2 separate regions of the Homo sapiens genome follow, and region 1 is linked to region 2. Evidence: chromatin loops called from intact Hi-C (ENCODE). Cell type or tissue: GM12878. All regions are shown on one strand. Each heading gives the region's core, and the rest is flanking DNA. Links, peaks and the distances in the headings are about the cores only. Region 1 holds the start of GPR25 (G protein-coupled receptor 25). Region 2 has its middle 7.9 kb from the start of KIF14.

What was found. A loop is a pair of places that touch in the nucleus more often than their neighbours do. Peaks named below come from ENCODE experiments on the same cell type or tissue, not always from the same donor. Only the 100,000 strongest peaks of a DNase experiment are listed, where the experiment ranks them.
Region 1: a loop joins it to region 2, with 5 times the contacts of the local background. A loop is called at or near these places in 2 of 110 quality-filtered maps.

Annotation. Positions count from the first base shown.
Region 1 is chr1:200,859,654-200,875,060 of GRCh38, reverse strand. It overlaps CAMSAP2 (calmodulin regulated spectrin associated protein family member 2), which reads right to left. Exons shown (of 17, transcript NM_203459.4): 17 at 14,357-15,407. It overlaps GPR25 (G protein-coupled receptor 25), which reads right to left and starts at 2,080. Exons shown (of 1, transcript NM_005298.4): 1 at 883-2,080. The coding sequence starts at 2,023. The coding sequence ends at 938. It also overlaps the pseudogene RPL34P6. RefSeq lists enhancers at 1,386-2,028, 8,423-8,472 and a silencer at 8,083-8,132. In GM12878, for the core only: no CTCF peak of the experiment used is centred there; DNase peaks (open chromatin) are centred at 7,904, 8,310 and 8,590; H3K4me3 peaks cover 455 bases; H3K27ac peaks cover 1,596 bases.
Region 2 is chr1:200,620,983-200,636,389 of GRCh38, reverse strand. No RefSeq gene overlaps it. Among named protein-coding and RNA genes, the nearest start is that of KIF14, 7.9 kb to the right of the region's middle. In GM12878, for the core only: no CTCF peak of the experiment used is centred there; DNase peaks (open chromatin) are centred at 10,879 and 11,449; H3K4me3 peaks cover 486 bases; H3K27ac peaks cover 1,660 bases.

The sequences.
Region 1 (15,407 bases), core at 6,920-9,419, 240 kb before region 2:
AAATGTGAAATGTCCTTAAAAATAAGAATAAATGACTTGCTTCCTCCTGTGGGATTACTGCACCTGCAGAGTGCAGCCAGCTCTCATGCTCCCAGACACCACCCCAAATCCTCATCATCCTGAGATCAACCTCAACTACTGTGTTGAGTTTTGTCTCACCCAGTGTACGACCCGCCTCCTGATATGCATTTCACTCCCACTGCTCAAGCAAAGACGGTTGTCAAGACAGGGCTAGCAAGAGTGTTTATTGAGAAAGATGAATTCACAGAGATTTTGAGGTTCCTGGCTGAGTGATGGAGACCTCAAAAAACGCCTGGTGAGCGATTTCAGGACCTTCTGTCCAGAGGGAAAGACCAGAACAACTTCCAGGTGAGTCCTGCCGCTTCACAGGGGGAGAAGTGTCACCAGATTCAATGCAAGGGTTTTGTGAGTGAGAAGGGCAGGGGGTCTGACTTGGAGAAGGTATTTCTCTGAAAGCAACGGCTATTGTGGGAGACGGGAGAAAGCACAGCCAGAAATCAGAATGGCATTTGGGGGTCTGGGTTAGATATTCTGGTGGGTTCTCTTCCCGATGGGACAGAGAAGGAAACCCACTTCCCTTCTGTCTACTTGGTGAATCTGCGGGTCTCCGAGTTGCTGTCTGCTACATCTCATAGCACCTATCTTGGACTGGACAAAATTAGCTCAGGTACCCTGCAGGCTGAGAGGGAACAGCTAGTCACAGGAGCCTGGTTTAGGGGAGTTCAATTGTTCTGAGGTTCCGGGGAAACCGATGGAGGAGGCCTTGGGAGTCCAGGCAGCGCGCGAGGAAATGCGATGCCGGCCCGAGCAGCTTGCTGCCGCCAGAACAGGCGCGTCTGGGGAGCTCAGTCCCCTCCGGGACCTCTGGCCTCCTCTCGATGCTCCGCTGCCGCCCACCTCCAGCGGCCCGGGGCAGCTACCAGGAGGCCGAGGCAGTGTTCGCGGCCTGGGCCCGGCAACGGAACACGGAACTGTCGTCCCTGGAGAGCGAGGAGGCTGAGCTGATCCTTCGCGCCAGGCGGCCGGTGCGCCCGCAGGCCCCGTCCAGCGCCCGGGCTCGGAATGAGCGGTCCAGCAGGAGGTAGATGAGCGGGTTGGCGCAGCTGTTGACGAAGGCCAGGCAGGTGGCAATGGTGAGGCCCCAGCGCAGCGCCAGCAGCAGGGGGCACGGCAGCGGCAGCGCCCCCAGACGCGCCAGGTGGAAGACGGCCCGCAGGGCGCTGAAGGGCAGCCAGGAGCCCACAAACGTGCTCTCGATGGCGAAGATGATGCGCAGCGAGTTCCTCCGGGCCCGACCCACGTGCGGCGGCCGTCGCAGGCGGCGCGAGATGCGGCAGTAGCAGAAGAGGGTGACGACCAGGGGCAGCACGAAGGTCAGCAGCAGCAGCAGCAAGCTGAGGCCCTGGAAGGCGTGGGAGGGCTCCTCGCCGCACTGGCTGTCCTGGCCCCCAGGCAGGGGCTGCAACCCCCGGTAGACCAGGGAGGGCAGGCCGGCCAGCAGCGCCACGGCCCAGACGCCGCAGCACGAGGCCAGCGCGCAGCGCGGGGTGCGCAGTGGCCTCGCCTCGAGCAGCTTCACCACGGCCAGGTAGCGGTCCACGCTCATGCCCGCCAGCAGCAGCGCGCCCGCGCAGCGCGTGCCCGCCAGCGCGAAGCTGCTGAGCTTGCAGAGGCCATCGCCGAACGGCCAGCGGCCGCCTAGCGCCGCCGCCGCGGCCCACAGCGGCAGCGTGAGCACGAAGCCCAGGTCAGCTGCCGCCAGGTGCAGCACGAAGGTATCCACCAGCCGCCGCGGGCCCCGCCGCCCGGCCAGCAGCCACACCACAAAGGCGTTGCCCAGCAGGCCCACGGCGAAGGCCGCCAGGTAGAGCGCGGGGATGTAGACGTAGCCGTAGGGCAGGTCCCCGGCCGGACACAGCTCCAGCTCCTCCAGGCCGTCCAACCCCGAGTAGTCCCAGGGCGCTGACCCCGGGCTGGGGCTCCAGGGCTCTGTGGGGGCCATGGCCTGGCTATGAGGCCTGCGCGGAGTGCAGCCCTGGGCGCAGGCGGCAGCAGCTCTGAGCAGGAGGGGGTTTGCTCTTCACGCCCGGCCCTGCACCTCCCTTCCTGCCACCCAAGCCGGAGGCAAATGGGTGGGCAGGAAAGAGGGGAGGGAGGAGGGGATGGGGTGGGAGGGGCAGGCTTCTGTGAGAGAGATGGTGGCCTCCGATTTGGGGCTGACCCGAGGGGTAAGGGCAGGGACAGGCAAAAGGGGCTTCACATCTAAATCTTGGGAGGAAAAGTCTTCAGGGCTGGGAGACCTGCCCGGCCTCCCAGTAGGAGCGTGGCCCATTCCTCTATTAGTTGCTCAGTTTCTTTGTTCGTGAAATCGGGATACTTGCCCCACTGTCTCAGGGTCGCGTTGCAAGAGGTGGTGGGTGCCCGAGAGCCCTAACCTCTTCTCAGCCTCCACTTCACCCCTTCCCACCTGCACCCACCGGCTGCTGTCTTCTCTGTTTTAGAGGTGAGAAGACAGAGCCCCGGGATTTTATGAGTATGGGGCCTAAGGCACGCCCCACCCCAAATCCACCTGTTCCCTAGGAAAGACTCCACTGCCGGGACACAGCAGATCTGGGTGGGTGGGGGAGCCCGCCCTGGGCAGTCAAGCAGTTGTTAGCGTCCTGAGATGTGGGGCTCATGTCTTCACCCTATGAGTGGCTTCTCTGACCCAGTCAGGTCCTCATGAAGCCACGCGAAAGGGTTTTAAGGCAGCGAGGAAGGGGTGTAGTCAGATCATCCTGCTGGAAAGGGGTGAAACCTGGGATTCACATCTGCCTCTTCCCTGTCTTCTCCTATCCTAAAAAACCTGTCAAGCCAGACACAGATGTAAGCTCAGTTCAAAAGATGACACCTAATGAAACACCAGATTAGTTGTCCTAAATTATGAGTCAGGAGCTTGGAGGCAGCAAGATCCCTTCTGAACTGAGAAACTGAGAGTAAGGGGAGGATTCATAAAGACGAGGGGGAATGAAGTCTGACCCTGAGGAGGCAGTGGGACCTAAGGAGGAGAGGATGGGTGAGGGAAAGCTTGCTCTTTCTCCTGAAGGAGGCATGCAGCCACTTACATCTGAATTCTTCTTAGCAGATATCCCTTCCACAAGATATTGTGGTAGAACTGATGTCACAGTGCCCTCTGAGTCTGTCCCCAGTGTTCCCAGGTATGAGTGGCTGATGTGCCGGGCAACCCGGTGTGGAAAATTTGAGGTGGATTATCAATTTTGTTCGATTAAGACTTGTTAACAATGAACTCCTCCATGAAGCAGGCACTGTTTCAGGCACTGCAAGAGATGCCATTCTTGGCCTTCGCAGTTTGTTGCATAGGCAGGAGAGATGGTTACATAAGCAGAATCTTATGTAATCTTATGCAGGGGCCAAATTGTAGTAAATGTTAAAAACCAAGCCCTCTTAGGGTTTAGTGGAGGGGGAGTGATTATTTTTGACGGGAGGGCTGAATCAGAAAAGGCCTTCGAGGAGATGACACTTGAGATCAGTCCCAGGAAGGAGCTGAAAGTCAAATAAGAGCAGCAGAAAAGAGAAGAAAGGGTCAGACTCGGAGGAGGGAGTAAAGGGAACAAGTATACCAAAATGAGTAGGAATGTGGGCTTTTCAGGGGACAAGCAGTCTGCCAGAGCCCAGGGTAGGAAGGTGGGGGCAGGAGATGAAGCAGGAAAGGATCATGAGGGGATTTGGATTTCAATCTATAGGTCATGGGGAGCCAGGAGGCATCGATCTGTGTTTTGAAAAGATCGCTGGCAGAACTATGGAGAAGGGAGAGGCTCAAGCCAGGGAGACCCCATAGTAGGTTGTAATTATTTGTGTCTGAAATAGATCATGAGCAGTGGGGACAGAAATGGGAGGGTATATTCAAGAGATAATTGTAACATCATAGGTCTCACAAAGAGGAGTCAAAGATAAGCCTGGGGTTTCTCTGCTTAGGGACTATATGGACGCTGTCCCCTTAACTGCCAAGAACACAGAGAGGCACATGTGTGTATGTGTTCAGTTTGATGTTGAAGTGGGGTCATGAAATAATTTATCATCTAACCAGGATGTTTCTGAGAGTGAAAGGGGCACTATCAGAATTAACCTGGGCCGTAAACCAGGACTATTTTGGGCAAACTGGGACATAAGGTCACCCTCGCTCAGGGTCCCTCTGGCACACGGAGATCCCCAGGAAGGATTTGGAAAATGGTCTTAGAGGCCGGGCGCAGTGGCTCACATCTAATCCCAGCACTTTGGGAGGCCGAGGTGGGTAGATCACTTCAAGTCAGGAGCTCGAGACCAGCCTGGCCAACATGGTGAAACCCTGTCTCTACTAAAAATGCAAAAATTAGCCGGGCACGGTACGCGCAAGTCCCAGCTACTCAGGAGGCTGAGGTGGGAGAATCGCTTGAACCCAGGAGCAAAGGTTGCAGTGAGCTGAGATCAAGCCACTGCACTCCAGCCTGGGTGAAAGAGCGAGACTCCATCTCAAAAAGAAAATGGTCCTAGAGCTCACAGAGGGTTGGGTATGCAGTGTTTAGGCTGCTCCTGTCAAGAATTTCTCCCACACCAATTACAAGATGGGCAGGGAAGAGAAGAGCCTAGGGAATGAATGGTCTGGACCTTCCCTTCACTGGCTTTTCAGCCTCCGGGCTTGGTTTTCCCCTGAAGACCCACCCCAGAGCCGCTTTTCTAATGTCTGAGCATGTGGTTGCTGGTGAGCGGTGCCCACATCCGGGGTGGAGTAGGGGGCTGCAGCCTCCTCCCCTAGAAGGCTAGCAGGGGCAGTGCTTGCCTGCCAGAGCCCAGAGACCATCAGAGACAGACCCAGTGTTGCTGGACTTCACCCCTTCAGGCACACCTCAGTCTGCGGGCTCAGAGAGTGTGAGTGATCCTGAAAGCTAGAGATGAACAGCAGAGAAGCCGCCGGGTGAAAACAAAGAATGGGGCAAGCAGACCAAGAGGGGAATATAGGAAGGGGGTTGAGGGGAAGTAGAAGTAGGTTATTTTAAAAATCACAGAGCTACTTGCTTCCTGGGCCATCATCTCATACCCAAGGGAAGTCTGTGGCCCAGAGCATATGCTGAATTTTCTCTGCTGAGGCCTGGGTGCTGTCCATGGGCCTTACTGAACTTGTCTGGATGAGAAGAAACAGCAAAGGTCAGAGCCAGGGACACTGCCTTAGGCCCGGTCTCCTGGGGTGCCCAGCCCGGTTTCAGTGACCAAGGCCAACTTCACAAGACTGCTCTTTCACCCTTCAGGAGGACTCCCCACAGGATTACACACAAGTCAACTAATAGAAACACTCACCCTTACAGGCTGGGAATCCTGGCCATGCTCTCTAACAGGTGTGGACAAAGCAGAAGAAGTCTTCCCTCTTCCTCCATCCCACCCCTGGGAGCCTTCTCTAACCTCCATCCCTAAGAGGACTTCCTCTCTCTGCACTGCTGGAGCCAGGGCAACTGTTACGTGGCTCCGTCTTGCCTTGCCCATGGGATTATGAACTTCTCAGGGCGAGGGGGAGCTTCTTTCTACTCATCAGGGTGATTAGCACAAGCCTGAAAACAGAGGAGATACTTTAAATAAATATCCAATGCTTCGGGCTAAATTGTTTTCGAGAGTAGGTTTATTTCTGCCCCTTTACAGGTTATATTTAAGTTCTTATAACTTATTTTTTCTAATTTTAATTTTTCTGTACAAAGAATCTTAACATTTTAAGTAAATTGTATTTGCCTTTTTATGTTTAATCATAAAAGCCATCTAATACATTACAGAATAAAGAAGTAGTCGTCATCTTGGACCTGCTACCCCTACACAACCAAACTTAGCCAGTGAAGGACATTTTCAAAAGTATTTATTTGTAATCTCATTATTTTTAGATTTTCTATTTTTAAATATTCCATTTCAGATATTCTTCACATTTTTTACACAGGTGTTTCAAAGTCGTATCTGTAATTAGAGTGTACACAGTATTCTCAATTAATATCATATAAATCCACATGAGTCTATGTTGCTTAATTTTCTAAACCCTTAAATATGGATATTTAGGATGTTTCTAGTATTTTTAACTGTTATAGAAATTTGTAATGAATAATTGCACTTATGACTTTTTTATATTGTTTTTATAACATAAATGCTCTTGTATAAGTACATATAAATATGTATTTATATACATATAAATATGTACAAATATAACATATTTATATAAATATGTATAAATATAACATTTATATAAATATGTTGTAAAACACGTTATAAATACAAATTTTGTAACAAAGGCAATGAAAATTTTTATTGCTTGATACAAATGTTTACAGTGATTAGCAGTTTAGAATGTCACTGGCATTGTATGAGAGTATAAGGTTCAACACAGTCTTCTTAGAGATGTTCATCGGTAACATATATTTTCCATTGTAATAGGCAGTGAGGTAAAATGGTACCTCATTTCAATTTGCACTTGTTTATAAATAAGATGGAAAATCTATTTATTTCCTAAGTGAACCATTCTAATCATGTCCTTCACATATTTATTATAATCTATGTATTTCTTATTAATTTGTACAAACTATATATTTAGGATGAGTCATGATTTATTCCACTTGATTCAAATATTTTTCCAAATTCTTTTCTTAGCTATTATTTATTTTAGTTTGACATTTTCATATAGTCAAATTTGTTGCTATTAGCAATTTCAGAGTTTAGAATGTTACTTTCTCTTTGACAATGTAAGAAGATTCAGTCTGTCATTAAAAAATAATTTTCATTAGTATTTTAAAATTTACCTGGTGTGTAATCGATGTTTTCATATTTCTATCCAGCTTTCCTAACATCATTTATTAAATTTAAAATATATATTTTTAAAACCTTGCTCTGTGTTGTGACATAGAATTTATTATATGCATTTCTTTTTTTTATTATATGCATTTCTTTTTTTTTTTTTTTAATAGACAGGGGCTTGTTCTGTTGCCCAGGCTGCAGTGTAGCCCAGTGTGATCATAGCTCACTGCAGCCTCAAATTCTTCAGCTCAGGCAATCCTCCTGCATCAGCCTCCTGAGAAGCTGGGACTACAGGTGCACAGCACCATGCCTGGCTAATGTTATTTTTTACCTTTTGTAGAGACACAGTTTCATTATATTGCCCAGGCTGATCTCAAATTCCTGGCTTCAAGCGATCCTCTCACCTTGGCCTCCCAAAATGCTGGGATTACAAGTGTGAGCCACTGTGCCCGGCCAATATCAATTTCTTATATGTCATTTTGTCTGTTTCTGATCAGTGAACACGCAGATCAGATTATTAGTGGTCAGAGTCCAGGTTAAATGTCAGCTTTATAACTTGATAGCTGTGTGATCTTGGGCTCCAGTTTCCACATCTTAAAATAGGCATGATAGTATCTACCCGATAGGGGTGTTGTGAAGATCAAATGAGGCACCCTTTGTGGAAGGTGCTGCCCATGCTGGGTCGGAGCTCATGGGCTCACTCCGTTCCCTGGCTGGCAGCATCGTGAAGAATGGCTCTAGTTTCTGGTGGTCCTGCTGCTAGACTCAGCTGCTTGCGCTGCTTCTCCTACCCTCCAGGTCACAGTGCTTTCTTTCCACATAGTGGGTGGTAAGTAAATGTTTTGGGGATTGGATTGGGAATCTATAAAGAGAGACTCCCAAGATTTGACTCTTCAAGATTTGACCACCACAGTGTCTGGTGCCTGGTATTATCCTAATGGTGATTTCTACAAGGTGACAGTCTGGATGCTGCAGAGAAACTGCTGACAGGACCCAAGCACAGACAGGTGGCCTTATGCCAAGTCAGTTGCGGATGACGGAGAGGTTAACAGTAACTTGAGTCCTGAGTGTGAGGAAAATCTTGCAAAGCCACATCTCTTTGTTTTTACAACCTCTCTCGATAAACACTGAACTGGGAATGGGGAGTCCTCTATTTTATTCACTATTACTGACTGGCTACCAAGATGAGGTTTCCCATAGACCACATAGCCCTGAGGCCGTGTGTGTGAGTGGGGTGGGGGGCGGGGGGCGGGGAGGGTGGTAGGGACAGGGTATTAGAGGACAGAAGACAGTAATAGCTCTTGCCCCTACCCTGCACCCTCAACATCTAAGGGAGGGCTGGCACACACCAGATGAGGAGCCCCACCCTGGATGCCAGAGGCCCTGCAGAATGTTTCAGATGTTCATTTACTTCAGAAACTTTCAGGTACTAAATACGGGGTAGCTGGGAAAGGGCATCATCTGAGTTAGACATGAGACTCGGCTTCAGCCCACACTGCTAAGGAGATGACTCAATGTGAAAGCCTTGTGGCCTGCAGCTGTGTGATTGTCCCAGGGCCCCCCATCTACCCCGGACATCATTGATGCCTCTTAGGGGACATGGGGGAGGGGGTCAGGGAAGGGAGGGGAGGCTGGAGGAGAAGAGTGTAGCTTTCAAGGAAAGTGAGACTCCTTTCTTCCACTGCAGGTTCCTGTAGCTCGAACGTTTTTTAAAGGTAAAAAAAAAACCATCAGAAACTTAAAAGACAAGCAATAGGGACATCCCCAATATAAAAATGGCCCCAGAATTTGTTTGGAAAGAAAGTAACGTTTTCTCTTTGTAGCAATTATTCTGCCCACAGGAGCTTCTAACCTATGATTTGCCATTACTTTTCAGTGATTTCACAGAGAGTTAGTGTAAATTTCCAAGTATTTGCAGGAGGAATTTGGCAGCATTCCCTTGGCATTGGTAGAGGGTCCCTCTACAGTGCTGTGATCCTGCTACTGATCAGTGAAACCAATTCTTTTTTTTTTTTGAGATGGAGTCCTGCTCTGTCACCCAGGCTAGGGTGCAGTGGTGCAATCTCGGCTCATTGCAGCCTCTGCCTCCTGGGTTCGAGTGATTCTCCTGCATCAGCCTCCTGAATAGCTGGGATTAGAGGCGTGCAACACCATGCCCAGCTAGTTTTTGTATTTTTAGTAGAGACAAGGCTTCACCATGCTGGCCAGACTGGTCTTGAACTCCTGACCTCAAGTGATCTGTCCACCTCAGCCTCCCAAAGTGCTGGGATTATAGGCGTGAGCCACTGCGCCCGGGCCAAAACCAATTCTTAATATCACATTTGATTCCAGTTGACTTTGTAAACAGCCCCTTCTTACTGTGGGGCAAGCACTGTTATTGGGTAATGTAACAGATACAAAGAATGTGACATGGTGCATCCTTACAGGAAGCTTACACATTATTGGAGATTAGCTATAATGTACAAATAACTTTGATATAAGGCAGATTGTGATATCCTGACTTCTATCAAGATTGAAGCAGGTCAGCTTTTCTGAAGAAAAAGGTCTGTGTATAGGAGCCGCCTGAAAAACAGGATCAAGACCTTTAGTGGTTCCAAGCACTGAACAGATTACCACCACCTCAACACCCCACCCCCATCCTCCCCGCAATTCAAAATAAAAACAATGTTGAACTTTTAAGATAAGTCTAAGAAAGTTAGATTTTGCAAGACACTTTGGAGGGTGAAATCGAATTAGGGTAAGACCACTTGAAGGTTCTTGCAGTTAGGCATAAGCTTTTGGTGCCTGGACTTGAAGCTGGTGGCAGCAGGGATGAGGAGCAGTTTCAAAGTAAAAATATTTGATAGGATTTGGTGGCTGTCTGTGCATGAGGCTGTCTTCTGTGTTAGACAAGGGATAAGACCTTTCAGTCTTGGTGGCTGGCTTTCAGGAAGGAGAGTTGCTTTTATAAGGAAGTTGTAAAATCAGGTTGACTTTTGGTTTTTAAACAGATTAAGTTGAGGATGACTTTGGAACTCCCAGGTGAAAATGTTGAGATGGCAGTTAGATGCATGAGTGGGCCCAGAGGAAGCTTTCAGGGCTGGAGATGTAGATTCTGAATGGAGGTGTCAGTCAAAGCTGATATTGAAGCCCTTCTTGGAAAGAGTGGAGACAGCAGAACATGAATAACTGAGCCTTGAGACTGGCCCATAATTTGTGAGAGGAGCTGGAGAGAGGTAAAAAGGAACAGTACATCATTGTGTCACGGTGACCAATAGGTCAGATTTTCAAGCTGCACCTGGGTCCTTTGAAATGGCATGAACCAGGGGGAGTCAGAGCAGAAAAGCCAACTTTGGGTTTGTATTTTGGGGGCAAAAATATCTATAGTAAGAAATGAAGGGTGACCTAGAAGAAATCAGAACATGTTTTGAATTTGATTTTGAATTTTGGGCCAGGACTGCATAGTCCTCCCTTCATGTATTCATTTGACGAATATTTATTGAATACCGATTGTGTTGAGACTATAAGGATAAAGAATCCAAGTACAAACTCATTTCGTAATGTATACAAAAATATCTGTACTTAGCCTCTGGCTAAGAAAGAGGATGCAGTTTAGTTAGTTTTGTTCTCATCATAAATGAGGACCTCAAGGCCCTATCAACAGAACTGATGTCTCTGCAATTCAAAATTCACTATTTATTTATTTTTTTAGAGATGGAGTCTCGCTCTGTTGCCCAGGCTGGAGTGCAGCAGAGCGATCTCAGCTAGCTGCAAGCTCCGCCTCCTGGGTTGACGCCATTCTTCTGCCTCAGCCTCCTGAGTAGCTAGGACTACAGGAGCCCGCCACCACACCCGGCTAAAGTTTTGTATTTTTAGTAGAGACGGGGTTTCACCGTGTTAACCAGGATGGTCTCGATCTCCTGACCTCGTGATCTGCCCGCCTCAGCCTCCCAAAGTGCTGGGATTACAGGCGTGAGCCACCGCGCCCGGCAAAATTCAGTATTTAAAGAATTAATGTGGTATCCTGTTGGCTGACAACGTAAGATAGTCTTTTTTTTTTTCCATACAGCAAGTCTTTTCATTTTTATTACTCAAAAAAGCTTCATTTTTTATTTAGCTTTCTGACTCTGCTTGTGCCTTCAACACTTTCACAACAATTTTCTGCTCCTTGATAAGGAAAGCACGCTTGATCCTGTCACAAACACATTTAGCACACATGGAACCAACATAGGCCCTGCTGACATGTTTCTTTGTTTTGGACAACCTCATAAGAACTTTAGGTCTTACAGCACAAACCCTTCAAAGTCTGCCTGGGCACACGCCACACGCAGATTTTGATGCTTTCCCAACCTTCTTGGTATAAAGGTAAACAATTCTATTACCAGGGGTTCGCGTAGTTTTGTTAGAGGCTGTATTGTAGGAAAGCCTATGACAGTATGTCAAATGCTGGACCATTCTGAGTGCCTGTAGACAAGTTCCCCAGGAAGAGCAGTCTTAAGTTCTTTATAGAGTTAGTTTTAGTAGAGTTAGTACCCTATAAAGTACATGAATTCTCTTGATGGACAAGAGGCTCTTACTGTTGACAAGACAAGGGCGCATCTGTCCTTTACTTTCGGTTCCATACCTCTAATACAGCACACGGTATATCCGTTGTTTGTAAAGGTCTAATGGCATCCACTTCAAGAGTTCCTTGATGGAAGAGAACTTACCTTTGTGACCTACCTAGCCCCTTTCATCTAATAACTGTTTCCTAGATAATTCTGATTAACCTATTATCAGAATTTGTTTTCACCACTTTTGCAGTTTTTCCATTCTCTCATCTTTATGAATCTAGATATTAAACAGCAGGTGAGCGTAACAGGCTGATTTTAGCTGTTGTGTTGATGATGGTTAACAGTCTTGGGCAAGAGAACAAAATCCACTTTAACCACAAGTTCTGAGTTTTCTACCAATGGTGAATACGTTATTAACTAGTAACAGCTGTGAGCCTTATTCTTATTCCACAACATGTACAACGCAGTGGGAAACTGTACCATATGGCACAGTAAGGGGATTTGAAACCAGAAGGCTTAGGTGCCACTTGTAATGCTGTCACTTACTAGCTTTGAGTCCCTGGGACAGCTACTAACCTTTTAAAGCCTCATCTTCCTCATCTGTAGAATGGAGACGTAAATGCTCACCTCCTCCCAGGCAGCAGTAAGTTAAAAGAGAAAGCAAAGCAAAGAATCTTTTAAATTATAAAGCAATTTTTTTTTTTTTTGAGACTGAGTCTCACTCTGTCACCCAGGTTGAAGTGCAGCAGCGCGATCTCGGGTTGAGAGCCACATTTCCTTTTCTATATAAACACACAAACCCTGAAGTATGAATAATAGGGTCGGCCAGGAATCACAGCAGCTGAATGTAACTGTGAAGTAGAGGTGCTGTAGACGATACTTGCCACCTGTGTTGGATGCCTCTAACACCTACTGAAGGCTGAATCACAGGTTCAATCACCTAAAACAACAGGTTGGGGTTAAGAAGAATCAAATGCATTAGTAGCCTAAGGTACCATGGTGGCTTTGCTTAATGTGTCCCCAAAAAAAAAAAAAAAAAAAAACCTTAGTGGGTCTTAAAACATTTCTTAATTTGCTTTTCACCTCTTTGATGGAAAATAATTGCCCCCTATTTTCCTGACATAAATAAGCCACTGTAGATGGAATAAAGTTATCTGATTTTAGCTGTTGTTGTGACACATATCACCACAGTGATTTAAACACATGTACAAAACTAATCTGTGTTGTCTAAGCATGTGGCCTTGAGTTGCTAGAAGACCTACATGCCCACAGGGGCAAAAAGGAAGTGACTGAAACTAGATTCTAGATCTCCTTATTTGAAGAGCAACTCTGACATACCAATCTGTGTACTTCCCCCACCCCCATCAAATTAGGCAAAATCATTAATATCTCATTTGTTTCTTTTGAGAAGATACCTATTTCTTAAGCATCTATATACTTCTAAGGGACGACAGAATTTCACACTCATTTTATAGATGTGTTTCTCCAATAGCCAATTCCTAGGTCATAACATTACAGCTACATTTCCTTTGCTGAATTTTATTATCATCTTTCTGTGTAGACAGATCATGAAATAAAGGTGTTTGTTCCTATTCACTACAGAATATTTTCCTCTGCCCTAGTTAAGAAGTATCAATTTCAGTCATAAGGCAACACATTCTTATTGTGTGGGGGCTCTAGGGTTTGTGTACACTTTTTTTTTTTTTTTTTTTTTTTTTGAGACACAGCCTCACTCTGTCACCCAGGCTGGACTGCAGAGGTGCGATCTTGGCTCACAGCAACCTCCGCCTCCTGGGTTCAAGCAATTTTTCTGCCTCATGTTCCTGAGTACCTGGGATTACAGGCGTATGCCACCATGCCTGGCTAATTTTTATTTTTTAGTAGAGACAGGGTTTCGCCGTGTTGGCCAGGCTGGTCTCAAAACTCCTGACCTCAAGTGATCTGCCTGCCTTGGCCTCCCGAAGTGCTGGGATTATAGGCATGAGCCACCACCATACCTGGCATTGTGTACATTTTTCTAATGTTGCCTGGGTCTTAGGGTTTTTTTTTTTTTTTTTTTTGAGACGGAGTCTCGCTCTGTCGCCCAGGCTGGAGTGCAGTGGTGCAATCTCGGCTCACTGCAAGCTCTGCCTCCCGGGTTCATGCCATTCTCCTGTCTCAGCCTCCCAAGTAGCTGTGACTACAGGTGCCCGCTACCAGGCCTGGCTAATTTTTTTTGTATTTTTAGTAGAGACGGGGTTTCACCATGTTAGCCAGGATGGTCTCGATCCCCTGACCTCGTGATCCGCCCACTTCGGCCTCCCAAAGTGCTGGGATTACAGGCGTGAGCCACCGCGCCCGGCCGGGTTAAATATTTTTATTTCTGAAAATTAAAGTACTGGAAATATTGTGGAAATATAGCTGTGCTCTGAAGTTACAGAACCTATCAAAAAGGTCCCAAGCTAGAAAACCACATTTATGTCTACTAACCAGATATTTCTTCAGGTATATAATTAGGCATGACGATTATTTTATAGTTTTGTTATCAGATCTCTTTTTTCTTAAAAAACACCTTTTTCTTTACTCTGTTCTGAGTAAGTAGAATCAGCAAAATCAAAGTGAAACTTACAAAATAATGGTCAAGAACTAGCTTCTCATGGCTACTCCAGATCAGTGAGTTCACTGGCCATTCAGTTTCAAAGACATAGAGCACTAGTTCTGGTACAATATAACTATCAATTCACCAAAAGATAGTGAATTAGTATGAGCAAGATTAACATAAGATAAGCACATTTATAAATCATACTATGTAGACCGTCTGTGCTAAGCATAGAAAGTTACCGACTTTTTAACATTGCCCTAAGTTAGTATTTTTAAAAGGCTAATTATTTCAAGTTGCCTGTTATGAATATTCAAGTTATTAAATTTAAACATAGGTTAGGGGATAGAAAAACTGTATGAGTTATCTCAAGTTCAAATAATTTTACCAAAAACTACATTTTATTCAAGAAACAGAAAAGGAGTCATTTGGTGCCATGCTTTTATTCAAATGAAAGGGGAAAAACTACACTGTACCAGGAAATAGCAAGTATGACAGTATTTTACAGCACAGCATCTTAAAAAACAAAAAACCTGTAAGCAATGCTCTAGAGTGGACAGGTAAGCACACCATACACTGTACATTGCTCAACAGTGTCCATGAAACCATAATTAAATAGCTGAATTTGGCTTTAAACAGCCAAATAAAACTGTAACAGTCATTCTAATACAAAACGGAAAAACCAAGAACTAAATCTTTCCAAAGCTGTGTCAAATAGCAGAATTTGACAGGCTGCACTGGTAACCACGACAAATGTTTGGCAAACTTAATGGAATAGTTATCATAATAATTTGACCTCTGATGATGAAAGCACCAGTGTGTTTCAGTAAGGTTGACGAAAATCCTCAGACTTTATGAAATGGCATATTTTTCAACTGTATAATTTTAAAAACATAATTAAAAAAAAGCTGCACCATAATAAAAAAATCTGCAGACTTAAAGAAATATATCCATATTCCTTCTGCATTAATAAAGTAAAATCTTATACTGAGAGCAATGAACTCTGTGGCAATATTCACATTCTACCTTTAGACCTTATAGACATTCAATTCAACTGTTGGACACACACAAATTTAAGAATAAAGGGTGGTCCTGTTTAGTTTTAAAGTTTCTCCATTGTCTTGCATCCAATTTTCTTTATTTAATAGCGAAGTAATATCACAAAGATTGCTTTGATGAGGGAAATTTAGTTAATATTGAAATGAACAAATTTAGTAACGTAAAATGCTTATTAAATTATCCTTTTGACTACTATTCACATTTTGATTAGATTCATTTATAATTTTTTAAACTAGTTTTAATCTAAACGTGTATTTGACTATCATTTCCTTCTAACTGTGATAGAAATTACTGTCCAAAAGGTAAAATGTGCAATTCCCCATTTTTAATATCCATATGTTATATACACAATATGTATACACTTAAAATATAAGAGTTACATATCCTGGTCTCTTACATGCAAACAGTAGATCACAAAT
Region 2 (15,407 bases), core at 9,930-12,429:
AAATTAAAATGATTTACCTTAATGTTGTTGGAGAGGTATTGGGTGATGATGCATTTCTGACTTTTTTTTAAAAATGAGAGATCATTGTAAATGATTCAAGGATTCATATGAGGTTTAAAGAAAGACCCAGACTAAAGGTGTCCTGGGCACATCAATCCAGGAACTGAGGAATCAGTAGTGGCTCCAAGGTGAAGAAGGTCTGATAGCTCAGATTTCTCCTGCCATCCTCTCCTAGCATTCAGTGTGTACTGAAGATAATAGGTTCTGACTGAGCTGTATGCTTCCTTTTAAGAAAATCTGTAAAGTAGGATTCTCTGGATTTCAATTTCCTGTATGTGTAATTGAAGCTTCCATAGCTTTTCTTGATTAATCTTTGAGTATGGTTTTAATCTTGGATACATAGTACTTTCAAATAACTAATTAAGTTGTTGATCTCCATTTTGTTTTGCAAAAACATTGGTTTTTCCTGTTTAAGTTAGTAACCAAAAGCCTAGATAGCCTTTGTGAGACCAGTGAACTCAATAGATTTGTTTTTTTAAAAAAAAGAAAATACAGATGGCCGGGTGCAGTGGCTCATGCCTGTAATCCTAGCACTTTGGGAGGCCAAGGCAGGTGGATCACGAGGTCACAGTTGGAGACCAGCCTGGCCAACATGGTGAAACCCTGTCTCTACTAAAAATACAAAAATTAGCTGGGCATGGTGGCGGGCGCCTGTAATCCCAGCTACTCGGGAGGCTGAGGCAGGAGAATCATTTGAACCTGGGAGGTGGAGGTTGCAGTGAGCTGAGATCGAGCCACTGCACTCCAGCCTGGGTGACAGGGCGAGACTCCGCCTCAAAAAAAAAACCAAAAAAAAATACAGACATCAGCCGGGCATGGTGGCTCACACCTGTAATCCCAGCATTTTGGAAGGCCAAAGCAGTGGGCAGATTGCTTGAGCTCAGGAGTTCAAGACCAGCCTGAGCAACATGGTGAAACCCCATCTCTACAAAAAATACAAAAATTAGCCAGGCATGGTGGCACACACCTGTAGTCCCAGCTACTCAGGAAGCTGAGGTGAGAGGATCACCTGAGCCTGGGAAGTTGAGGCTGCAGTGAGCTGAGATCATGCCACTGCACTCCAGCCTGGGTGACAGAGTGAGACTTGGTCTTAAATAAATAAATAAATAAAGGAGATACCTGCATCAGTTAGATGTATACCTATAATGACCACTTATTCCAATACCAAAATATGGACATAATCTTACAGAAGATTTGTTTTTCCTGATAGATAAGTGCATTTATATGATTAGTCTTTCACAGGTTTAAAATCAATCATATCAGTTATATATGTAGTAGATTGCCAAAAATCCAGGCCATATTATTGCTGCATAGGACTTGTGTAGATAGGCTATGATGGTGACATCTTCTGATATTCAGACCTTATGATCCTTAGTGACCATGATTAACATATGCAAAGGTCTTTTACAAAAAGTCAAATTTCTTTATAGATCTGAAAGTTTCAGACAGCTTTTGAAAGCAGAGTCCATGTCTCTGCAGCTTGCTTGAGCTTTCATTCTCATCTTTTCTAATCTCAAGAAAATGCTAGTCACCAGAGTATTCTGATTAACTGCATTTAATTTTTTAGTCTCTACAAAAGCTAACCAGGAGAAGGTAGAAGAGGTAGGGCTAGAGTTAGAGATAAAGGTTGGACACATGAGAGCAAGTTCACAGAGCTGCTGGGCAGTATGTGAACAGTGCCCCCTGGAGTTGTGCAATGAGGTGTCTGCAAGTTTTGGGGTGTTTGTGAGAATGCAAAGAGGTGAATGTTGTGATCGTAGTTAACCCCCCACAGCATTTGGCATCTTTGGCAGCAATGCAATGACTAGAAGCTAGGACAGCTAGGATTTGGTGCTTGGCTTCCTCCTGGCCTCTCTGAGCTCCTTGGTTACAGCCCTGTATCCCCTCACCATTTATATTCATAGTGCATCCTGGCCTGCTGAACATAGCACAGAACACTGGTGAGTCCCTGTAGTTGGTGGTGAGTGTGGGTGTGCATGGAAGGGCAGACATTTGGCAATAAGTAAGGGAAAAAGTGATGATATTTATCACGATTTCATGAGCATCAAGACTTCATTTTTGTGCTCATTAGGTCTTTATTTCACAAAAGGAAGCAAAATCTCATAAATAAATATAAAAATTTTTATTTGGTTGAAAGAGCAACAAAGTAGCCAGTTACCATAAAGTTTTATGCTTTGTTGGAGGAGCACTATTTTATTATTTCATTTAAAATAAGTATGCTAAATAGTAAAATGGTAATTATGAAAATGAAACTGTGAATTTCATAAAACTGTTAATAATAGCAAATAATCATCAGTTAAGTATTTAGGGGACCAGTTCCTATGCTTTTAACAATATGAAATGAAAATAACAATATAATTATTTTTAAAATAATGTAGTCAATGAAAGTAGAAGGTGAGTAAAGAAACAATCAAAGATCAAAGAAGGTAAGACCATAAAGCAATGAACCAAACTAAATGAGGATGACTGATACTCTTTTTGATTAGTTTTTTTACTAACACTAATAGTTAGGGAAAAACAAAAATATATGGTTAGATGGAGCTGCAATGGACTGATGAAGGTTGAAGTAATTGCACTCTCTTAAATAGTCTCTGGTTATTATCCACAATTTAAAGCTACTGGAGAAGCTAATGATTAAATTACTTCTAAGACAATAGACTTAGAATTCCTTTCTTACTAGTTAATAGACACAGTTTCTCTGACAAATGAAAAGGAGCTATTGTAGATCAGAAATCATTTAGTGATTCTTTAAGGAGCAAGATAATAGCTCAAACTTTTAAACTGTTTAACAAAGGTAATGAATAACACTGCTGTAACATTTCCTGGGTATCAGACAGTGTTCTAACTCCTTTTTTTTAAATTTTTTAATTTTTGAGATGGAGGCTTTCTCTGTCACCCAGGCTGGAGTGCAGTGGCACAATCTCCATTCACTGCAACCTCTGCCTCCCAGATTCAGGCGATTCTCCTGCCTCAGCCTCCCAAGTAGCTGGGACTACAGGCGCATGCCACCATGCCCAGCTATCTTTTGTATTTTCAGTAGAGACGGGGTTTTGCCATGTTGGCCAGGCTGGTCTCAAACTCCTGACCTCATGTGATCCACCTGCCTCAGCCTCCCAAATTGCTGGGATTACAGGTGTGAGCCACTGCGCCTGGCCTGTTCTGACTACTATTGATGAGTAATTTGTTTAATTCTGACAAAAGCTCTATGAAGTAGGTACAATTTTAAATCATCATTTTACAGATTTCAGAGGGGTTACCTAAGGTGCCCAAGGTAAGTGGCAGAGCCAGGATTCAGACTTAGGCAGTCTGGCCTTTGCACCTGTATACAGAACCACTTCCCTGTGCTGAGTTTTGGTAGAGATAGGACAACATATACATTCCTTCCTCTGTATTTTGGGTATTCCCATTTCTTCTGAAAGCAGGCACTGTATCCTCTGTCCAAAAACAAAACATCTGGGGCCAGACAGATCACCTGGCCACTTTTCCCTAGAGAGGGAAAGTATGAATGTGCATGAGCCATTGGCAGCCCACAGACCCATTGGCGGGCTAGGACCAGAGCCCAAGCCTTTGGACATCTTCCATGACATTATTCTGCCTACTTTGTTAGTCCTCAGAATCCCTAGAACATATCTGTGCTAGGCTCTCAGTAACTGCTTAGAGAACTATTTATATAGTATATAACACAATAAAAATAAAACCTATTTAGAACATTTATATATTATTAAAATTTATATAAAGTAACATAATAAAACACTATAAATAACATAGTGTTTCATTTTTAAATTTTTAGATTTATAGTCATTAAAAAGAAAGCGAAATTCTGTAATACTTGGCAATATATAAAAAGCATCCTTAAAACTGAATTCAAAATTTTTTTTTTTTTTTAGATGGAGTTTTCACTCTTATTCCCCAGGCTGGAGTGCAGTGGCATGATCTCAGCTCACTGCAACCTCTGCCTGCCAGGTTCAAGCGATTCTCCTGCCTCAGCCTCCCGAGTAGCTGGGATTACAGGCACACGCCACACCACCACACCTGGCTAATTTTTTGTTTTTAGTAGAGACAGAGTTTTGCCATGTTGGCCAGTCTGGTCTCGAACTCCTCACCTCAAGTGATCCACCTGCCTAGGCCTCCTAAAGTCCTGGGATTACAGGCGTGAGCCACCGCGCCTGGCCAAAAATTGAATACTGGATTGATTGATTTTTTTCCCCTAAAATATTAGGAAGATAATAGTTATGGACACTTGATCTAGGTTTTCTCATTCTCTTTGTTGATATATAATTCAGAAATTTATAAATATTAAACTCTCGGTTGTGACAAATTAGATTACTACTCAGCAAATAGCCATTTCCTTTTTCCTGCACCTTCTTGCTCCACTGACTTTGGGCTTGGCCAATGGAATGAAAGCAAATGTGTTAAGAGCAGAGGTTTTAAATGATCTTGCTCCATGTAGCCACTGCCCCTTCAATCTGATCCCAGAAAGACACATGAAGTCGACCTGAACCTCACAAGCAGCCTGAAATAGAGCCACCCCAGCCAACTATCGGACCTATGACCAAGGAAGTGAATGCTTATTGGAAGCCATTGAAATTTTGGAGGTGTTTGTTATGCAGCATTATTGCAGCAGAAACTGGACTACCATGGAAATCTTTATAGTGGTAGAAAAAGGAAGTCACGTTTACTAACAACTTACATGTGCCAACTGGTTTATATTCATTAACCCACATAATCCTTACAACAACATCATGTAGTAGGAACTATTACTATCCCATTTTACAGATGAGAAGACTGAGGCACAGAGGGGTTAAGTAACTTGCCCAAGATTGCATTCCAGGCATAGTAAAACATGGATTTAAGTCCAAGTCTATATAATTATAAAACTTGTGCCTTTTTCCCACTACTACCTCATATAAGTTTGCATGATTCTTTGTTTTATTATATTATTATTATTTTTTGAGACAGAGTTTCACTCTGTTGCCCAGGCTGGAGTGCAGTAGTCTGATTATGGCTCACTGCAGCCTCCACCTCCCAGGCTCAAGCGATCCTCCCACCTCAGCCACCTGAGTAGCTTGAACTACAGGTGCATAGTACCACACCTGGCTAAGTTTTTTATTTTTATTTTTTGTAAAAACAGGGTCTGACTATGTTGCCCAGGCTGGTCTCAAACTCCTTGCCTCAAGCGATCCCCCACTTTTAGCTTTAGTGCTGGGATTACAGGCATGAGCCACCATGCCTGGCCCTACATGATTCTTTGAATCCCAGGTATAAAACAAGAATTTTTGAAATAAAAATTATGGCCGGGAGCCATGGCTCATGCCTGTAATCCCAGCACTTTGGGAGGCCGAAGCGGGCAGATCACGAGGTCAGGAGTTCGAGATCAGCCTGGCCAACACAGTGAAACCCTGTCTCTACTGAAAATACAAAAATTAGCCTGGTATGGTGGTGCGCATCCGTAATCACAGCTACTCAGTCAGGAGGCTGAGGCAGGAGAATCTCTTGAACCTGGGAGGCGGAGGTTGCAGTGAGCTGAGATTGCGCCACTGCACTCCAGCCTGGCGATAAAGCGAGACTCCGTCTCAAAAAATAAATAAATAAATAAATAAAAATAAAATAAAATAAAATAAAACTTATTTAAAATAATACACAAATCAGTATTATTATTCCAACAATAATAAAATATTTAAAAGGAAAATAACACCAAAGAGAAGATGAAACATTTGATTCTACATGTTCAATGTTAAACATTATAAGAATAGAGACTCGTTGCAATTGGAACAAGCTATTAGAATTCAGACACCAGTAGCTATATCTGAGGAGTTAAAATGTTTCTTCGTGGGCATTATTAAAAACCAAATAAACCTGGAAGGGCTGTTTTCAAGTTTCTAGCAACAAGAAACAGAGGGTTTATTCTATTCTGTAATTCTTGTGACAAACTGTACCTACTTGTCTTGAGAGTTACTCATGCTTTTGTTCATCCAGACAGGCCTCGGGTCAGAACCGGCTCAGCAAATGACCCAGATGCTGTGGTAGACAAAGTCTGTGACATATGGTTTCTGCCCTCAAAAGACTTAAAGTTTCACTGGGAAGCCCAGAAGTAGGTTGAAGCATATTGGGTTGCTCTTCAAGCTGCTCCCGTTTATTTTTGGTGGAGGGTGATAGTGGAAGGCAAAGTGCGCAAGCTACGGGAGATGCTGACCCCAAGGGGCCCTTTCTTCAGTTTTCCCTCAGCTGCCACTGCAGATCTTTTTCACTCTTTTCAGAGGCAGTGAGAGAACAGGTCTGTTTGCATTCCTTGCTGTCCAGTCCTACGGGGCGGGTAAAAAAAGAGAAAGATGGGGCAGCAGGGACCCTGGCTTTCCAAGGACTGTGACCATTTTGCCTCATAGCTCTTCACACCTTGGCAGTGGATGGAGAGCCAAAATAACCTTGGCACCTTCCCCTCCTTGTTCCGTGCCCATCTCCCTTCGTGCAGTGCCATCCTCTCCTCCACCTGGAGGCTGGCGCTCTCCTGCTGTGGTCTGACTGCCCAAACCCAGGCCCCTCCTCCAGGCCTGCTTTCCTCATCAGCCCCAGTGCCCCATACCATGTCCTCCGATTCCTCATGACTAAAGTTTGCTCTCACTCCCATCAGAATGTCTCTGATGAGTTCATTCATACTGCGACTTTGGCAAAATGGCTTCCTTTATTTTTTTTCTTGTTTTTGTTTTTTTTCTTGAAGGAACAATTAAATGTCCTATTTGGATAAATCATAAATGGTGGGATTTCAGGAACCAAGAAATATGAAATGATAATGGCTAAATGTATAATACTATGTGTCAGGCAAATGTACTATCTCATTGAATCCTCATAACAATGCAGTGAGATAGGCACTATTATTAGGTCAGTTTTACAGATGAGGAAACTGAGGCACAGAGAAGTTAATTCAGTTGCCAAAAGCCATGCAGCTAATAAGCGGTGAAGCTGGAATTCAAGCCCAGGCAATGTGCCCTGGAGCCTCACCCTTAACATCTACGTGAAAGAGGCAAGAGATATTTCTGGTGTGAGTGTTTTCATGGCAGCCCACAGACCATATCTCTTGGGTGACACTGTGCCATCCAAAGCCTGACCAAAGTCCTGAGATCAAATCCTAAGTGATGAACATTGCCTAACGCTGTCTACTTGAGGAGAATGAGTACAGACAATGATGAAAGCCAAGGAACCCTGGTTCTAGAATGTACCTGACATTATTTTGTTCAACCCCATCAGTTCCCACATGAAGAAATAGAATCAAAGAAGTTTAACTGATTTGACTGGGTCTCCTGACACTTGTTCTGTGACCTGAAAGTGCCAGCCAGTCACCTTCCTCTTCCCCACCCCCACCATAAAATCACTATGCCAAATTATATTGATCCTCAACCTCAAAATGTCTGTCACAGCAATTGCCTTGTTTCTGCCCTGATGCCAGTCAGGTTGCTCATTACCTCACACTTGTCCCAGTACCTTCTCTGACCTCCCTGCCTGTGTCTCTTTCCCCACCCCTCTCTATTTCTCATAACCATGCACAACTGTCTGCTGATGTTCCTCAAAGCCTAGCTTTTACCTTGAATGCAAACCTAGGGTACAAAGGCCTGGATTCAAATCCTGATTTACCATTCTGTCACTGAAGAGACTCAGCCATTGTGGTTAAACACAAAAACAGGTGAGGTGAGACCACAGATGTTTAAAAGCTCAGCTCGCATCACTGAACGGGACAGAGGCATCAACCTACAGCATTGGGCCAAAGTAGCAACCTCAATAAGTCAAAATCAGTACTGAGAGACATGTGAGTTATGAAACCCAGCAGTCTTATCTTTGTTGTGAGCACAGTCGGGAGTGGGGAGAAAGACGGCCACATGGAGGGGGTGGGCGGGATGGTGGGGAGAAAGGGAATCCCCACATCCGCTGCCTATTGCACTTCTCAATGAAAACGTCACCCCTCCCTAGAAGTAGAAGCAGAAATGAAACTTTAGCCAGAGCTAAGGGTTATAGCAGGGCAGGAAGACCTGAATTAGGAGAAAACTCTGTCTATGAATATGACATAGACAGAATATGAAAGAGTCCCCTCTTTACAACTCCAAGGCACTGAGTAGAGACAGCGAGGGAGCTTAGCTCAGAGGAGCCAGGATCAGGCAGCCTGCATTCAGGTGCACACCTACCACCCCAGAAAAGCAGGACCTCTGTCCTCAGTGTGCCATTCTAATTACTCCACACTATGTACCTTTAAAACAAAGGGAGCATGGAGTTTACTGTGTCCTGAGGTAGGAAGCTAAGTTTACAGATGAATCTGTGATGAAGGAGTATCAGTTGCTACATTCTAGGAATGGACCAGATTACTAAAGATTTAAACAGTTTAGGGAAATGGGCAGAAATGAGGCTAATGAAATTCACTCTCACAAAGCTGGAAGGTCATGCATCAAAGTAGTATCCATGAGACATTTAAATGGAGCCCTAATAGGTAGAATTGCAGAAAATAATGAGGAAAGAGCCCTAGGGCTAGATAATAATATCATCAACAGTCTAGTTGCAAACAGGGGATTTCCTTGTAGAGCAAAGTAATAGTTCCTCTCTGTAAATGGTTTCTCACATCTCATTTAGAATCCTGGGTGCAATCCTGGGCTTGTAGCTACCCAGAAACTGAGAATTGTGTTAAAAAGGGAACAAAAGAGAAAAAAGGAAAGGTTGGTCTGGGACTCAGGAACATGCTATATAATATTTTTTAAAGGCATTTTTTTAACCTCTTCTCGAGCTGAGTACAAAAAAAAAATCATTCCTTAAACTGTGGTTCAGCGGTCATGAGTATCAAATAAGGGTCCCCGCAATTATTTTATCTATCTATGTATTAATTTATTTACAGATGGGATCATGCTCTGTTGCCCAGGCTAGAGTGCAGTGGTGTGATCATATGTCACTGCAGCTTCCACTTCCTGGCCTCAAGCGATCCTTCTGCCTCAGCCTCCCAAAGTCTTGGGGATTACAGGCTTGAGCTACTGTGCCTGGCCCACACAATTCTTTTTATGTCTTTGGCCTCACCCTTTTGCTGACTTGGCACTTTTCACGGGCATATACTTTTGAGGTAAGACTTCAAATTATAGGGAGAGAGTGGGGGGTTTTAAGCTGAGAGAAAGGAAGTGGAATAATTTTGAAGTTAGCATTAATTTCAGTACATCAGGTACATATAAAATCAGGTTATTGTAGAACCATCAGTTCAGGATAAGTTCCAACTTCATGAAATCAGAAACGCTTCAAACCACAGCCCTTTGCCAGCAGAGATCAACAAAAGACCAGATCAAAGGCCAGAAAGGCCATGGAGTTTGTGGCCAGAGAGACATCAGGAGATGTGGGGATTCCAGCCCTTTTCATCCAGTTAGAATGCAATTCTCTTATGATATTTAATACATTTTGAATCCACATCCTAAGACCCTGCTATCTCTTTCCTGTATGCAATGAGAGAAAGGGAGAGAGAGAGACCCCTTAGACCTGTGCCATCCAATATTGTGGCTATCAGGCACTTAAAATGTGGCTGGTCTTGTAAATGCTGTGAAGTGTAAAAATTTAACTGAATGCCTGAAAGAATGTAAAATATCTGAATTTTTTTTTTCCCGAGACAGTCTTGCTCTGTTGCCCAGGCTGGAGTGCAATGGTGCTATCTCGGCTCACTGCAACCTCCGCCTCCTGGGTTCAAGCAATCTCGTGCCTCAGCCTCCTGAGTAGCTGGGATTACAGATGCACACCATCACCCCCGGCTAATTTTTGTATTTTTAGTAGAGACAGGTTTCACCATGTTGACCAGGCTGGTCTCGAACTCCTGACCTCGTGATCCACCCGCCTCGGCCTCCCAAAGTGCTAGGACTACAGGCATGAGCCACCGTGCCCGGCCATGAACATTTTTTTAATGTTGATTATGTATTGAAATGATAATATTTCTGATGTATTGGGTTAAATAAATTATTAAAATCAGCCAGGTGCAGTGTCACACTCCTGTAACCCCAGCACTTTAGGAGGCCAAGTCAGGAGGATTGCTTAAGCCCAGGAGTTCGAGACCAGCCTGGACAACATAGGGAGATCCACATCTCTATAAAAAAAAAAAGATTAATTAAATAAAATAAATTGTCCCTTCTCTTTCTACTTTTCTTAAAGTGGGTACTAGAAGGTTTAAAATTCACATGTAGCTCACACTATCTTGCACAGTCCTGCTTTAGACTTCCAGACAGTGGAATAAATTATAGGATAGCAGTTTGCATTGCCCTTGTTAAATTTCTGGGATAAGGGAGAAAACTGATAAAATGAGAGTTTGTTTTCATTTTCTTTTTTCAGGAATATAATATCAAATTGCTCAGGCCCAATTGCTGTCAGTTGGAGTGGATGTTTGGGTTTAATGAATGCTTGTAGTACAGAAACTTATTAATAATATTTAAAGAAATACAGCTGGGAGAAATACAGGACACAGTGAATGGGCTCATTCTTTGGCATAATTTCATGTGAATTAAATGAAACCCATAAAGTCCACATAAACCTACACCATGGCTTGCAGAAACACTGTTTATCACAGAAGACAGAAAAATGCCATCATTTATTCATCTTTGTATGCTAGAGGAAACTGAGAAAATGTTAGTCCAAATAGAACACTCAACTCTCTGTTGTACCCCAGACTGTTGTATCTGAAAAAGAAAAAAAAAAAAAAAAGAGCAGAACTCTTTCTGATGGTAGATGTTTTTTTCCCCTGAGTGAATCAGAGAACAGCCTGTGGTCTAAACCAAAAAAAAAAAAAAAAAAAAAAAAAAAAACCTTATGTAAACGGGTAAAGACATGTGGATGGGTGTGGAATTATTCATGAAGCTACAACACTGAAGAAAAACTCCCCTCTCTCCCCTCTAGAAAGACTGAGATGATGTATAATTCTTGCAATCCAGGTGGCTTCTTACTTGACAGTTGCCCTTTTATACCCACGAACATGAGAAGCAATTACTTGACACAATCTTTTTTATGCTGTTTTTTAAATTAGAAAATTGATTTATGTGAATACACAAACTAAAAATTGATTATAAAAACAACTAAACATGTGTCATTCTAGGCAATTCTAGGCAGCCTAGACACTGCTAGTATTGACATGTACCACCGAAAAGAAATGAGATTATGAACTATTTTGGGGTTAGTACAGACAGCTGAGTGATTTGTACATACTCAACATTCTTATTGAGATCACCTAATACCTCTCTGTAAATTTGTTGAAAAGTAAGTGACTTGAAGCTTTTCATTATCCATTTTAGGAAAATACCTACAAGTCTACTTGGAGGAATCCCCAGCATTTTCAACAGGATGTCAGAATGACCTTGGGCTATGTTGGCAAAGCACAATGGGAAGAAGACAACCAATTGAAGGTCAAACTAGGCCTTAAAAAAAATTGTTCTTCCTAAATGAAACTTTATGTAAGACCCAAGCTTCCTTTATGTAAAAATAGGATACTCACTAGGCTTTGGGGCTGACAATGGTTTTTAAATCTTGCTAATCTTCCCTGGAATGAAACCAGCATGACTCAAAGAGAAAAAGAGAGTCTATAATATTTTCTAATCCCTGAGTTCTTTTCTTTATATATTAAAAAGGATTACTAGGCTGGGTGTGGTGGCTCACGCCTGTAATCCCAGCACTTTGGGAGGCCGAGGGGAGTGGATCACCTGAGTTCGAGACCAGCCTAACCAACATGGAGAAACCCTGTCTCTACTAAAAATACAAAATTAGCCAGGCGTGGTGGCGCATGCCTGTAATCCCAGCTACTCAGGAGGCTGCGGCAGGAGAATTGCTTGAACTCGGGAGGCAGAGCCAAGATCGCACCACTGCACTCCAGCCTGGGCAACAAGAGTGAAACTCTGTCTCAAAATAATATTAATGATAATAATAATAATAATAATAGGGATTACTTGCATAATTGTTCTTTTAAAATTATTGGCAGTATTGCTGAATGTATTTAGATTTTTTCACCAAGTGACAACAACTGAATTCATAAAGATTCATCAACAAGACCTGATAAAAAAAAATGTAAGCATATTATAGTGGATACTTCCAAGACTCTTGGTCTAACATGTATTAGAAAGCAGAAGGAGCCCAGGCACAGGGGCTCCCGCCGGTAATCCCAAAGCTTTGGGAAGCCAAGGCAGGTGGATCGCTTGAGCTCAGGAGTTAGAGACCAGCCTGGGCAACATGGTGAAATCCCGTCACCACAAAAAAATGCAAAAATTAACTGGGCGTGGTGGCATGCACCTGTAGTCCCAGCTACTCTGGAGGCTGAGGTGAGGGGAATCACCTGAGCCGGGGGAATCACCTGAGCCCAGGGAAGTTGAGGCTGCTGTGAGCCATGGTCATGACACTGCCCTCCAGCCTGGACAACAGATTGAGACCCTGTCTCAAAAAAAAAAAAAAAAAAAGAAAAAAGAAAAGAAAGAAAAAGAAAATTAGGGCCGGGCGCGGTGGCTCACGCCTGTAATCCCAACACTTTGGGAGGCCGAGGCGGGTGGATCACGAGGTCAGGAGATCGAGATCATCCTGGCTAACATGGTGAAACCCTGTCTCTACTAAAAATACAAAAAATTAGCCAGGCGTGGTGGCGCATGCCTATAGTCCCAGCTGCTCAGGAGGCTGAGGCAGGAGAATGGCGTGAACCCGGGAGGCAGAGCTTGCTGTGAGCCAAGATGGCGCCACTGCACTCTAGCCTGGGCGACAGAGCAAGACTCCGTCTCAAAATAATAATAATAATAATAATAAAAATAAAAAAAAGAAAATTAGAAGGAAAATACAAAATATGACAGATTTTAAAATACCTTTAGGTTCATGCAGTTTGTTTAACTCTTGTCCTTATTATAAAGCCATAGACATTTGAGATCCAGAAAGAATCTGTAAAAACTGTTGTACAGGGTAGTGGTACAGAGCACAGGAAATGGTGTTTAATTTCCTGAGTTCTGAACCTAACTCTGTGACCCAGTAGTTGTATAATGTCAGGCAAGCTATTTAACTCCTTGGAAACCCACTTTCCCTCATGTGTAAAACAGCGATAATCATAATACCTATCTTATAAGGTTATGGAGTTAGGTTATTTATCTTGCACAAAGAAAGGACTCAATCCTTGCTGGTTATGATGATTTAATCCAGCACTTTCGTTTCACAAGCGAGGGATCTACAGTAAGGAGACTTATCTCTGGTCTCACCATTAGGTTGAGACAGATCCTCAGCTAGAATCCAAAGTGCTCTTACCACTTTTCCACAACTTTTGCTTTGTCCTTTGCATTTTAAAATTATTAATTTCCTATTGCACCTTTTCGTTATAGACCCCAAGTGCAACTAGATACAAACACCAGGAAAATACATACCACATTTTAATAATTTAAAAATTGTGAAATTTGCTAAATTGTAATAGATTTAATCTTAGGCCGGGCGCAGTGGCTCACGCCTGTAATCCCAGCACTTTGGGGGGCTGAGGTAGGTGGATCACCTAAGGTCGAGAGTTCGAGACCAGCTTGACCAACATGGAGAAACCCCTTCTCTACTAAAAATACAAAATTAGCTGGGGTTGTGGTGCACGCCTGTAATCCCATCTACTCGGGAGGCTGAGGCAGGAGAATCGCTTGAACCTGGGAGACGGACGTTGCGGTGAGCCAAGATCAAGCCATTGCACTCCAGCCTGGGCAACTAGAGCGAAACTCCGTCTCAAAAAAAAAAAATTTAATCTTAAGAGATCATTAATTAGCATGAGTTAATCATTTTTCTTTAAATCTTACATAATCCAGAAAGCTTCAAACGTGCCAGTTTTACTTCGACTCTTTCCACGTTTTCTTTCTGTTTGTCTCCCTCTGGTGGATTTAAAAAAATACTTGCTTTATTCTATTTATGAGCTTATTTTCCTTTTAAAATTGAAAAAGGTCTTTATGTCTTCTGTCATGTTTAATATATATTTCCAGTTACATTTTATTTTTATTATTTTGAATTATACATATGTTTAAAATTTTTATGTATTTGAGTTTGTCTGTCTTTTCTTTGACATATCTTGCTTTGTTTCTAAATTGAATGATCATTTTCCCATAGATGTGATAACTTTTTTTTTTTTTTTTCTTGAGACGGAGTTTCTCTCTTGTCCCCCAGGCTGGAGTGCAATGGCGCGATCTCGGCTCACTGCAACCTCCGCCTACCCGGTTCACGTGATTCTCCTGCCTCAGCCTCCTGAGTAACGGGGATTACAGGGGCCCGCCACCACGGCTGCCTAATTTTTGTATTTTTAGGAGAGACGGGGTTTCACCATGTTAGCCAGGCTGGTTTTAAACTCCTGACTGCAAGTGATCCGCCTGCCTTGGTCTCCCAAAGTGCTAAGATTACAGGCGTGAGCCACCGCACCTGGCCCTGATAAATATTATATTCTATTTTCTGATAGTTTCCTTATACCTTAATTTTAATTGAGTTTTAGAATGATTTTTAGAGTAAGATTTAGAATGAGTACTTTATCATCTGTTTGGTTGGTCTATATAATTGGAGCTACTTATGGTCTCTATCTCAGTGAATACTTCTTCAATATCTCTGTACTTTTTGCCTGTTTAAAAAACATTGTTGCTTTACAATATCTATTTATCTAGTCTTTCTCATTTATTTGGTTATTTTTCAGAATGTATTTGTAATATTTTTTCAGATTTCAAAATCTTATGGGGGCTGGGCGGCGCAGTGGCTCACGCCTGGCAGCTTACAAGGTCAGGAATTCGAGACCAGCCTGGCCAATATGGTGAAACCCCGTCTCTACTAAAAATACAAAAATTAGCTGGGCGTGGTGGTGCGCGCCTGTAATCCCAGCTACTCCAGAGGCTGAGGCAGGAGAATCGCTTGAACCAGGGAGGCGGAGGTTGCAGGGGCCACTGCACTCCAGCCTGGGCTGCAGAGCGAGACTCCGTCTCAAAAAAGAAAAAAAAAATTAAAAAAAGGGAACTTTTACTGAAACGGAGTTACATTGTACGGCGGCAAGAACCTTCAAGTTCTAGTTATGCCACTGCTAATTGTCTGATCTTTCACAAGTTTAACTCTAAACCTCAGTTCCTCATCTGTAAACGAGGGATAACATTAATATTTATCTCACAAGATTTTCAGGACTGTTTAAAAATTCATATAAGACATTTAGCATATTTCCTACGTGAACGCCTTGCATAGGAAACACTAGAAAAGTTAATTATTATGATTAACTTGGGGGCAAATATCCATTTACAATGTGAAGTCTTCGATGTAATGGCTTCTTTTAGATTAAAGACCGACAAGAGTGTCACTGTCATGCTTTTCGTTTGACACCCACTTCAACGAGGGGCCCGCTG